Regions from separate parts of the Homo sapiens genome. Here region 2 is linked to region 1. A link is a contact called in ENCODE Hi-C or POLR2A ChIA-PET data. All regions are on one chromosome and are shown on one strand. Each heading gives the region's core, a stretch centred on a gene start or an enhancer-like site at or near the end of the contact. The rest is flanking DNA. Distances are from core to core; before and after follow the strand shown.

Region 1 (4,209 bases), core at 1,069-3,568:
TATATCTGCACATTCATACCTCTCCAAAGACCAGCTTTTCCCCAGCCAGGGCCCTCAGCCTTCCCTGCTGCCCCAGTGATTGATTGAGAGAGCTGTTGGGGTTTCTCTGCCAATGACCCCTGGGAGAGGGACTTTGGTAGGGTCATGATAAAGTGGCGGGGGTCTGGTCCTGCTCAGGGTTTTCATCCTTCCTCCTCTCCCTCCTCTGTGACTGTGGATATGGTTATAAGGTGGTTGCACCTGGGAGCCCTGACAACTGGCTGCACAAATTCCAAAAGTAAAGGTGTCAGTCCCTGTGGCCTTCCTTGGGGCTTCTCTGACCACATGTGCCCAACTTCAATAAGAGAACCAAGGGACCCTCATTTTCTGAGGTGCTTGGCTCTGATTCAGGGCTTTGCAAGGGGTTAGAAGCTGACTGTAAAAATGGGAAGAGGCAACGGAAGACATTTATTTCTCCTTTGGATTTTGGGGAGAACCAAGCCCTGGTAGGGAAGAGGTAAGGGGGATGATTCACCTCCATATTTCCTAAGCAGGTTGTATAGGGAGCCGGTGGCAGGAGGAAGGCTGTTTTCACAAATGACTTGTAATGTCGTGATTAAAAAAATTCCTATATTCTTCTGCAAATCAAACGTTCTTTCCCAATCCAATCCAGCCTTGGTTTTATTTTAAATTAAATATTAAAATTACACATTTATATTGAAATCCTTGGTTTGTCTTCTCATTCTTTTTCTTGGCATATTTGGAGGTCCAGATTTTATGAAGTCATATTAACTGTACAGCTTAGGAGCCGAAGCTGGAGTTTTCTTCACCTGACTTTTCAGAGGCCCTTTAGAACAGAGCAGATGGGACCTACGAAACCTGGAGATGTTTATAGCAGCCCCATTCTCTTCTCTCCTGAACAACCTTCTGGGAAGAACAAGGACAGTAAATGCCTTTTTTTTTTTTTTTTTTTTGAGACGGAGTCTCACTCTGTCACCCAGGCTGGAGTGTAATGGCATGATCTCAGCTCACTGCAACCTCTGCCTCCCGGGTTCAAGCGATTCTCCTGCCTCAGCCTCCTGAGTAGCTGGGATTACAGGCGCGTGCCTCCACACCCAGCTAATTTTTGTATTTTTAGTAGAGATGGCGTTTCACTGTGTTGGTCAGGCTGGTCTCAAACTCCTGACCTTGTGATCCGCCCACCTCGGCCTCCCAAAGTGGTGGGATTACAGGCATAAGCCACTGCGCCTGGCCAGCAGTAAATGCCTTTTTGAGGGTTAGAGTAGAACAGACCAGAACTGGGTTTTATTCCCTTGGGTCATAGTGATAACCCCAGCATTCACTTCCCAGGTAGAAAAATCCTCATTCATTCCTAACTGACATAGGACCCAGTCCCTAACTGGGAGGTAGGGACATTTCTGCTGTTCCTGCCCTAGTGTTGCCTTGAAGAGGGAGCTGGCCCTTCACTAGAGCCTATTGCCAGGTATAGGAGTACTATCCCTTCAGGAGTGGGTCAGACCTCCTCCTAAAGTATTCTGTCTGCTGTCTCTGTGGACCACAGCCAAGTGAAGAAGCCATCTGCCAAGAGCAGCTGGGCGGGGACGAAGCTCCAGGGTCCTGCTTGGCCAACCCTCTCTTCTAGGCCCTCAAGATCCCAGCCTAGGCTTGGGGAGAAAATGCAACTGGAAAAGTCAAGGCTCATCCTTTCTCACGAACACAAATTCCTTTTAAGGCAATGTGTCCCGCCTCTCCCAACTATATAAGGGCAGCGTCAGTAAAAGAGCTTCTGCAAAACAAGCCCCACCCAGAGCCTAAGCTGACTGGGCCTCCTGGGCCTCTTGCCAAGGAAGTGCACCTGCCAGACTGGCTTAGGCCAGTCTGAGTGAGCTGGACCTTGGTGCCTGCCTTTCTGCGGTGGAGGAAAGGTTTACTCAGCTCCACAAAGCCTACAGGTGGCTTACGTATAGGGAGAGGAGCATGTATGGAAGGAAGCTTTTGCAGGTTCCAACTCCTCATCCACTAGGAGCAGGCAGGGTGATTCCCTCTGACCAACACTGATCTTGGAAAGATGGAAAGCGACAAGATTAATGAAGAATGTGCAACCACATACTCCAGATAAAGCTGTTCAGTTAAAGCAGCCCCATGTCGCTCCCAAGCCCCACCTTTGTGTAAATCTATGCGAGCACCGATGGGGCATGTCCCAGACCCATTGGCTCCGCCCACCTCACCTCCTCGCCTATCGTTAGTTCTCTGCGAAACCGCGAACTGGGGGCGCGGCCTATCTTCAGCCCCGCCCCTGATGGGCCTATACAAGGGGGCGGTTCCGCGCGCGCCCGCCCAGTTGGAGCCAGACAGCGGGGTGGACAAGTGGCGTGTGTGCTGCGACCCCGAGGGAAGATGAACGGGACGCGGAACTGGTGTACCCTGGTGGACGTGCACCCAGAGGACCAGGCGGCGGTAAGAAAAAGCGCTCTCGCTGTCTTCTCCGTTTTGTATTCCCGGTTTCTAAGTCCGCCCCTTCCGTGCCCCGCGCCGTGTTGGCTGACATCACCTGGTGCCCGGCTCGCGCGGTCAGCCCTGCGCGGCGCTTCTCTCTTTTTATTCTTTTGCCTGCGACGGGCAGTGGGAGTCGCGGGGTGAAGACTCCTTTGAGGCTGGAGGGTTCGGGGCGTCCCTGCCCTTTGGTAGGACACTGCGGCTCCTGCCTGGGACTCGGCGCCGGCGAGCCCGTGCTTGGGCCGCGGGTCTCAGGCGTCTTTTGGGCAGCCACATTGGGTCATAAGAGAATGAGCTCAAGCGACTGGGTCCCTGAGCGCCTTTGGACGTTGTGTCCTGCCGAGGAGGCTTAGGCTTTCCCGTGGGTCGAGGGTCCTGGTGACCTCCGAGGCCCTCCAAAGAATTTCATCATGGTGCTTTGGATGATCAGTAACAAGAAAAATGGTAGAGTAAATTACAGGGCTTGGACTGGAGGGCGGGGGGCAAGTAGGGGACGGTAGGACTCAAACTATTCCGAGATTGGCTAGGGACTCTACCTTTCGCTAAGGGATAGGGCTTTCCGCCCGGGGGTCACCTCTTGTCTTGGATTTCTCCTTCTTCCCCCTTGTAGTTCTCTTGTTTTCCTCCCTCTATCTGCCTGCCGATAGCTTCCTGGGACGGTGTGTTAGTTTTGCTTCCGTCTCCAGCCGCCAGGCCCTGGGATAGTGGAGGAAGGGGATGCAGAACCCGGGCCGAGAAGGGGAGGGAAGTGACCCAAGCGAAGGCTTCTGGACGGGGAGAGGGTTGCGGAGAAAGGGGGCGTTCTCCAGTGCAGGCTGGTCTACCCCTCTCTCCTCTTTCTCTGGCTCCCAGTCCCAGTTCTCCCCACCCTAGCTGACCATATGGTTTTTCCTCTCCAGAGGCTGAGGAGGGTAATTTGTGGCTGAGTGTTTCTAGGCTCTTTTGGGGAACTTAACCCAGATTAGGTGTGTACTATTTCATCAATTTCCAAGCTATTGTGGGTGGGAGTGAAATGAAAACTAAGGTGATGGGGAACTTGTGTATCATCCCCCCTCCCACATCTGACTCCCTTACTCTCTGCCTGCCTCATCCTGCTCTTGAGGTAGAGCTAACCCAACTGCAGCTAGATTATGGCTCTTCTTCAAACTCATTTCAGGTTTAGAATACAGATGGTCATTTAGTTCTTTTCCCAGTCCCCTCTCCATTTCTGCCTGGGCTATGAGTGTTTTTGCCACATTAAAATACAGATGTTGCTATTGGCCAACCCCAGTTGCCCAAACCCCATTCTTCTGTAGCCTGCCACATCCCCAGCTATGAGACTCTGAAGAGATGGAAGAAATCTATCCATTATGTGTCAGCCACAAGTCCTACTCCCTGCTCTTTGTTTTTAAGCGACGAGTGTCTTGCTATGTTGCCGGAGCTGCAGTACAGTGGCTCTTCACGGGTGCAATCATAGCACACCACAGCCTTGAACTCCTGGCCTCAATCCTTCTGCCTCAGCCTCCTGAGTAGCTGGGACTTCAGATGCACACCACCTATAGCTTCTCTTCCATGCTCTTGCTCTCTCTTTTGGAATAGTTGAGGGAAAAGGGTATGAGATAAATAAAGGAGAGGGATGTTTGGGCTGCTTTTTGCTTGCTTGCTATATAGAAAAGAGATCCGGAAAGAAGTCTAAGACCAAGTTGGCACTGGCAGTGTTAATGAATCATTAACCTCTACTATTTTTTTTCTTTC
Region 2 (4,209 bases), core at 1-2,500, 190 kb before region 1:
TTTCCCTGTCTCTTTATCTGACTGCTAGGGAGGGAAAAGGACTGAAATGCCCAGCAGGTGCTCAAGAATTGCTACCATGGCCAAAAATCTCCCTCTGCTCCCATGCCCTTGCTGAGAGGCAGTTCATCTACAGCCAAAGTGAAGTGCTGCAGGGATCTATACTCAGGTCTTGGACAGGACTTGGAGATGTGATGAGTACTTACGAAATGGTACCTCGGAGCCTCTGAAGAAGGGTGGTAGGTTCCCCAGCCTCAGCACCACCTGGGGGGGCCCTTCCCCCAGTCTTGGGGCTCTTAGCATCAGGCTCATCTTCTGCCATCCCGGCATGAGGGCTAGAATTGAGAGGGACAGGCATAAAGATGTAACTCACACTGGCCTTCCCTTCCCCAGAAGGCCCCAGGGCACTCCTCATCTCTTTACCCAGAAAGGCAGAGAAACAGAAACAAAGCCTCCGAATTTCCCCGGTGGTCTTTTTCTCACCACTTGCCTTCTCCGAAAATTAGAAATTATTCCATTACTTCGCCAGGCCCATATATGCCCAAAGAGATCTTTGCCATCTCCATTCTATCTGCCCCACCTTTCTGAAGTCTCCTAAATCTGGAAAACTGTAAAGGAAGAGATAGGGGGATTGGGAATCCATGTTAGCAAGAAATTTTCATTTCTGCCTCTGACCCCATACTGCCCTCCTCCCCCTCAAAAACAACAATAACAGCCACAAAACAAAGTTCTCTAATTCTCAAAAATACTCCTCACCATTGCATATGCCTGGGAGGTCAGAAAGGATACGAACATATTCTGCCCTTCTAGGCTTGGAAAAAAAACTGGGCCCAAGTTCTCATTACTTAATCTCGCCACGACTTCCCCCGCTGCTCCCCCTCCCCACGTCGCCGGCCCCTACGTCATCTCCCACAACAGCCCATCCTGAGGCGCGCCCCCACCTCCTTCCCTTCCCCCTCCATTCAATCCCCGGTTTCTGCAAAGTGGAGCGGGGGTGGGGCGGGGTAGCGGAACTCATGCGCTGGGCGTCAGAAACCCGGCAGGGGAATGGGGTCCCAGATTCCGGGCACGTGCACATGGGTGAAGAAGCTGTTGAAAATACAGCTACAATCTTTTTCTGCTCTCCTCCCAACTCATCTTGCCCCTCCCTACCTCTGAACAGTCGCCTTCCAACACAAGCAACAATAAAGGTAAGGGAGAAAGAGAAACTACCTCGTAGCCACCTTCACTCCAGCCCAGCCCCAAGGTCCTGGCCCAGCCGGCTCGTGCGTTGCTTTATTTTCCTTTTTCTGAATGGTTGTAACAGCCGCGATCTGCCTAGATACACGGGCGGCCTGCTCTGTCATTGGTCACTGCTGCCACCCGGAGACAGAAGGCGCCGGGCTCGTACCGGCGGCCGCTGAAGTCTGCCTGGTAACAGAATCTGATTGGTCAATAGGGGAGGGAAAATCCAAAGTTGGTCTTATTTGAGTCAAGAGGGGGAAGTCCGGGTTGGGTTTCGGTTAAAACTGGGGTCGGTTGGGACTGCAGGTCCCAAGAGGTTCTTCTCTTAAAGGGACCGCAGGATGAAAGAACGGGCGCTCGGCTCCCTTTGGAACTGTCTTTTCTTTTGCCCTCCCCTTTTGTGTTTCAGTTTAGTCTACGGTCCTCAGAGCTGCCGGAAGAGAAGAATCAATGGATGATAAAATAACTAGACAATGATGGGTAGGAGTGATGGAAGTTCACTGTAAGCTCCTATAACCCCCCATCACCATCACCACATGCCTAATACAACCTGCAGACACACTTACTCGCAACAGACCTGCAATCTGGGCTCTCTTTTCCTTCTTGATGGAGGCCTCAAAACCTCAGCAGTTGTACCCATTAAACTAAAATGCTTTTTCCCTCTTAGTATTTCTTGGTTTCCCGTGTGTACTTTACTTCCAAAGAGTTGCAAATGCATTTGCATCCCCATAGTTCTGCAGTCGGTGAACCCTGGAATTTTGATGGACTCCCACGGGGGTGCTGGATGCCACAGGAACTTTTTACACTCAGGGAACATTGTACTGAATAGGTCATGGGTTCTTAACCCTCTTACTTAAGACATTTTAAGGTTATGAATCAGACAAAAGCAATGGACCCTCTACCATGAAAAATGCACACAGAGACCAAGTTTTGCATCTAATTTCAGAGAGGTCATGGACTCCAGGTTGAAAGCCTCTTACATGGATGTATTTTGTTTTGCGCAGCGGTCATGTTACAACCAAAACTGTATTTGCCATCCTGACATCTAATATGTTCTCCAGGCTCATCATTAATGTGCTTTTGTAAAGAAGACAGTAGTGCTGCCTGAGCTCATCACCATTGCCCTTTACAGCCTACCTTTCCCTATTATCAGCTTCTATGAGTGCTGGGGGAACCCAGGAGATTGTGGAGTTGGGGCAATAAGGATATATTGGCAAGAGGTTTTCTTTTTTCTTTCTTTCTTTCTTTTTTTTTTTTCTTTGAGACGGAGTCTCGCTCTGTTGCCCAGGCTGGAGTGCAATGGCACGATCTTGGCTCACTGCAACCTCCGCCTCCTGGGTTCAAGCGATTCTCCTGCCTCACCCTCCCGAGTAACTGGGTTTACAGACGTGCATCACCACGCCCAGATAATTTTTGTGTTTTTAGTAGAGACGGAGTTTCACCATGTTGGTCAGGCTGGTCTCAAACTCCTGACTTCAGGTGATCCACCTGCCTTGGCCTCCCAAAGTGCTGGGATTACAGGTGTGAGCCACTGCACCTGGCCAGGTTTTCTAATAACAGCTAAAATTTATTTGGTGTTTATTAGGCCAGGCGCGGTGGCTCACGCCTGTAATCCCAAAACTTTGGGAGGCTGAGGTGGGCGGATCACCTAAGGTTGGGAGTTCGAGACCAGCTTGACCAACATGAAGAAACCCCGTCTCTACTAAAAATACAAGATTAGCCGGGCGTGGTGGCGCATGCCTGTAATCCCAGCTACTCGGGAGGCTGAGGCAGGAGAATCACTTGAACTGGGGAGGCGGAGGATTGTGCCATTACACTACAGCCTGGCAACAAGAGCGAAACTCCGTCTCAAACAAAAACAAACAAAAATTTATTTGGTGTTTATTAGGTATCAGACACCATACCAAATGCTAAACACCTCGTGTAATGCTCACAGCAACTCTCTGAAGTAGGTACTGTTACTGTCTCCATTTTACAGATGAGGAAACCAATGTGGAGAGGTGAAGGGACTTGTCCTTAGTCATATATGTAGAAAGTGCTAGAATCAGGATCCAAAGGCAGGCAGTCTGCCTCAAAGCTGATTGTTTTGAGCACTGCCTTAGACTGCATGTATACATATTTGCAGATACTCATAAATAAATATGGGTATAACGGGCTGGACATGATGGCTCATGCCTATAATCTCAATACTTTGGGAGGCAAAGGCAAGAGGATTGCTTGGGGCCAGGAGTTTGAGACCAGCCTGGGCAACAAAGTGAGACTCTGTCTCTCTCTAAACACACACACACACACACACACACACACACACACACACACACACACACACCACACACAGCCAGGTGTGGTGGTACATGCCTGTGGTTCCAGCAACTTGGGAGGCTGAAGCAGGAGGATCACTATTACCCATGAGTTCGAGGCTGCAGTGAGCTATGATTGCACCACTCTGTCGTGCAGCCTGGGTGACAGAGTAAGACCCTGTCTCAAAACAAACAAACAAACAAAAAACAAAAAAAAAGCCGGCTGGTGTGGTGGCTCATGCCTATAATCCCAGCACTTTGGGAGGCTGAGGTGGGCAGATCACCTGAGGTCAGTTTGAGACCAGCCTGACCAACATGGAGAAACCCCGTCTCTACTAAAAACAAAAAACAAAAAACAAAACAAAAAACAAAACAAAATTAGCCAGTCGTGGTGGTGCATGCCTGTAATCCCAGCTACTTGGCAGGCTGAGGCAGGAGAATTGCTTGAACCTGGGAGGCGGAGGTTGGGTGAGCCGAGATCATGCCATTGCACTCCAGCCTGGGCAACAAGAGCGAAACTCCATCTCTAAATAAATAAATAAATAAATAGCAAGCCAAATATGGATATAGACTGATGGAAAGATAGCCCTAACACCACTGTTTGGTATGAAGGAGAACCTAGAGCACTTTGGTTGCAAACAGAGTTTTGGGTAAGTTATCTAGCTTAAAAATTTGCAGATAACAGGGAAAA

What was found. Hi-C counts contacts between places; a loop is a spot of excess contacts on that map. ChIA-PET counts read pairs that join two places held with the same protein, here RNA polymerase II (POLR2A). Pooled maps may share reads with other maps.
Region 2: a map with no recorded cell type shows a loop between it and region 1 (6-fold over the local background). The contact joins the promoter of RFX5 here to the promoter of TUFT1 in region 1. A Hi-C loop is called at or near these places in 2 of 37 single-sample maps with no recorded cell type and 7 of 50 pooled maps. POLR2A ChIA-PET finds 5 or more read pairs at or near these places in 3 of 52 experiments (Panc1, WTC11 and common myeloid progenitor, CD34-positive).

The regions. Positions count from the first base shown.
Region 1 is chr1:151,537,991-151,542,199 of GRCh38, forward strand. TUFT1 (tuftelin 1) reads left to right here and starts at 2,319. Exons shown (of 13, transcript NM_020127.3): 1 at 2,319-2,436. The coding sequence starts at 2,377. CGN (cingulin) reads left to right here. Exons shown (of 21, transcript NM_020770.3): 21 at 1-702. RefSeq lists enhancers at 1,064-1,580, 2,096-2,611, 2,612-3,126.
Region 2 is chr1:151,346,002-151,350,210 of GRCh38, forward strand. It overlaps RFX5 (regulatory factor X5), which reads right to left and starts at 1,251. Exons shown (of 11, transcript NM_001025603.2): 1 at 1,210-1,251; 2 at 488-605; 3 at 204-332. The coding sequence starts at 319. RFX5-AS1 (RFX5 antisense RNA 1) reads left to right here and starts at 1,009. Exons shown (of 2, transcript NR_131972.1): 1 at 1,009-1,187; 2 at 1,631-1,890. RefSeq lists enhancers at 84-173, 513-1,712, 767-1,349, 1,316-1,665.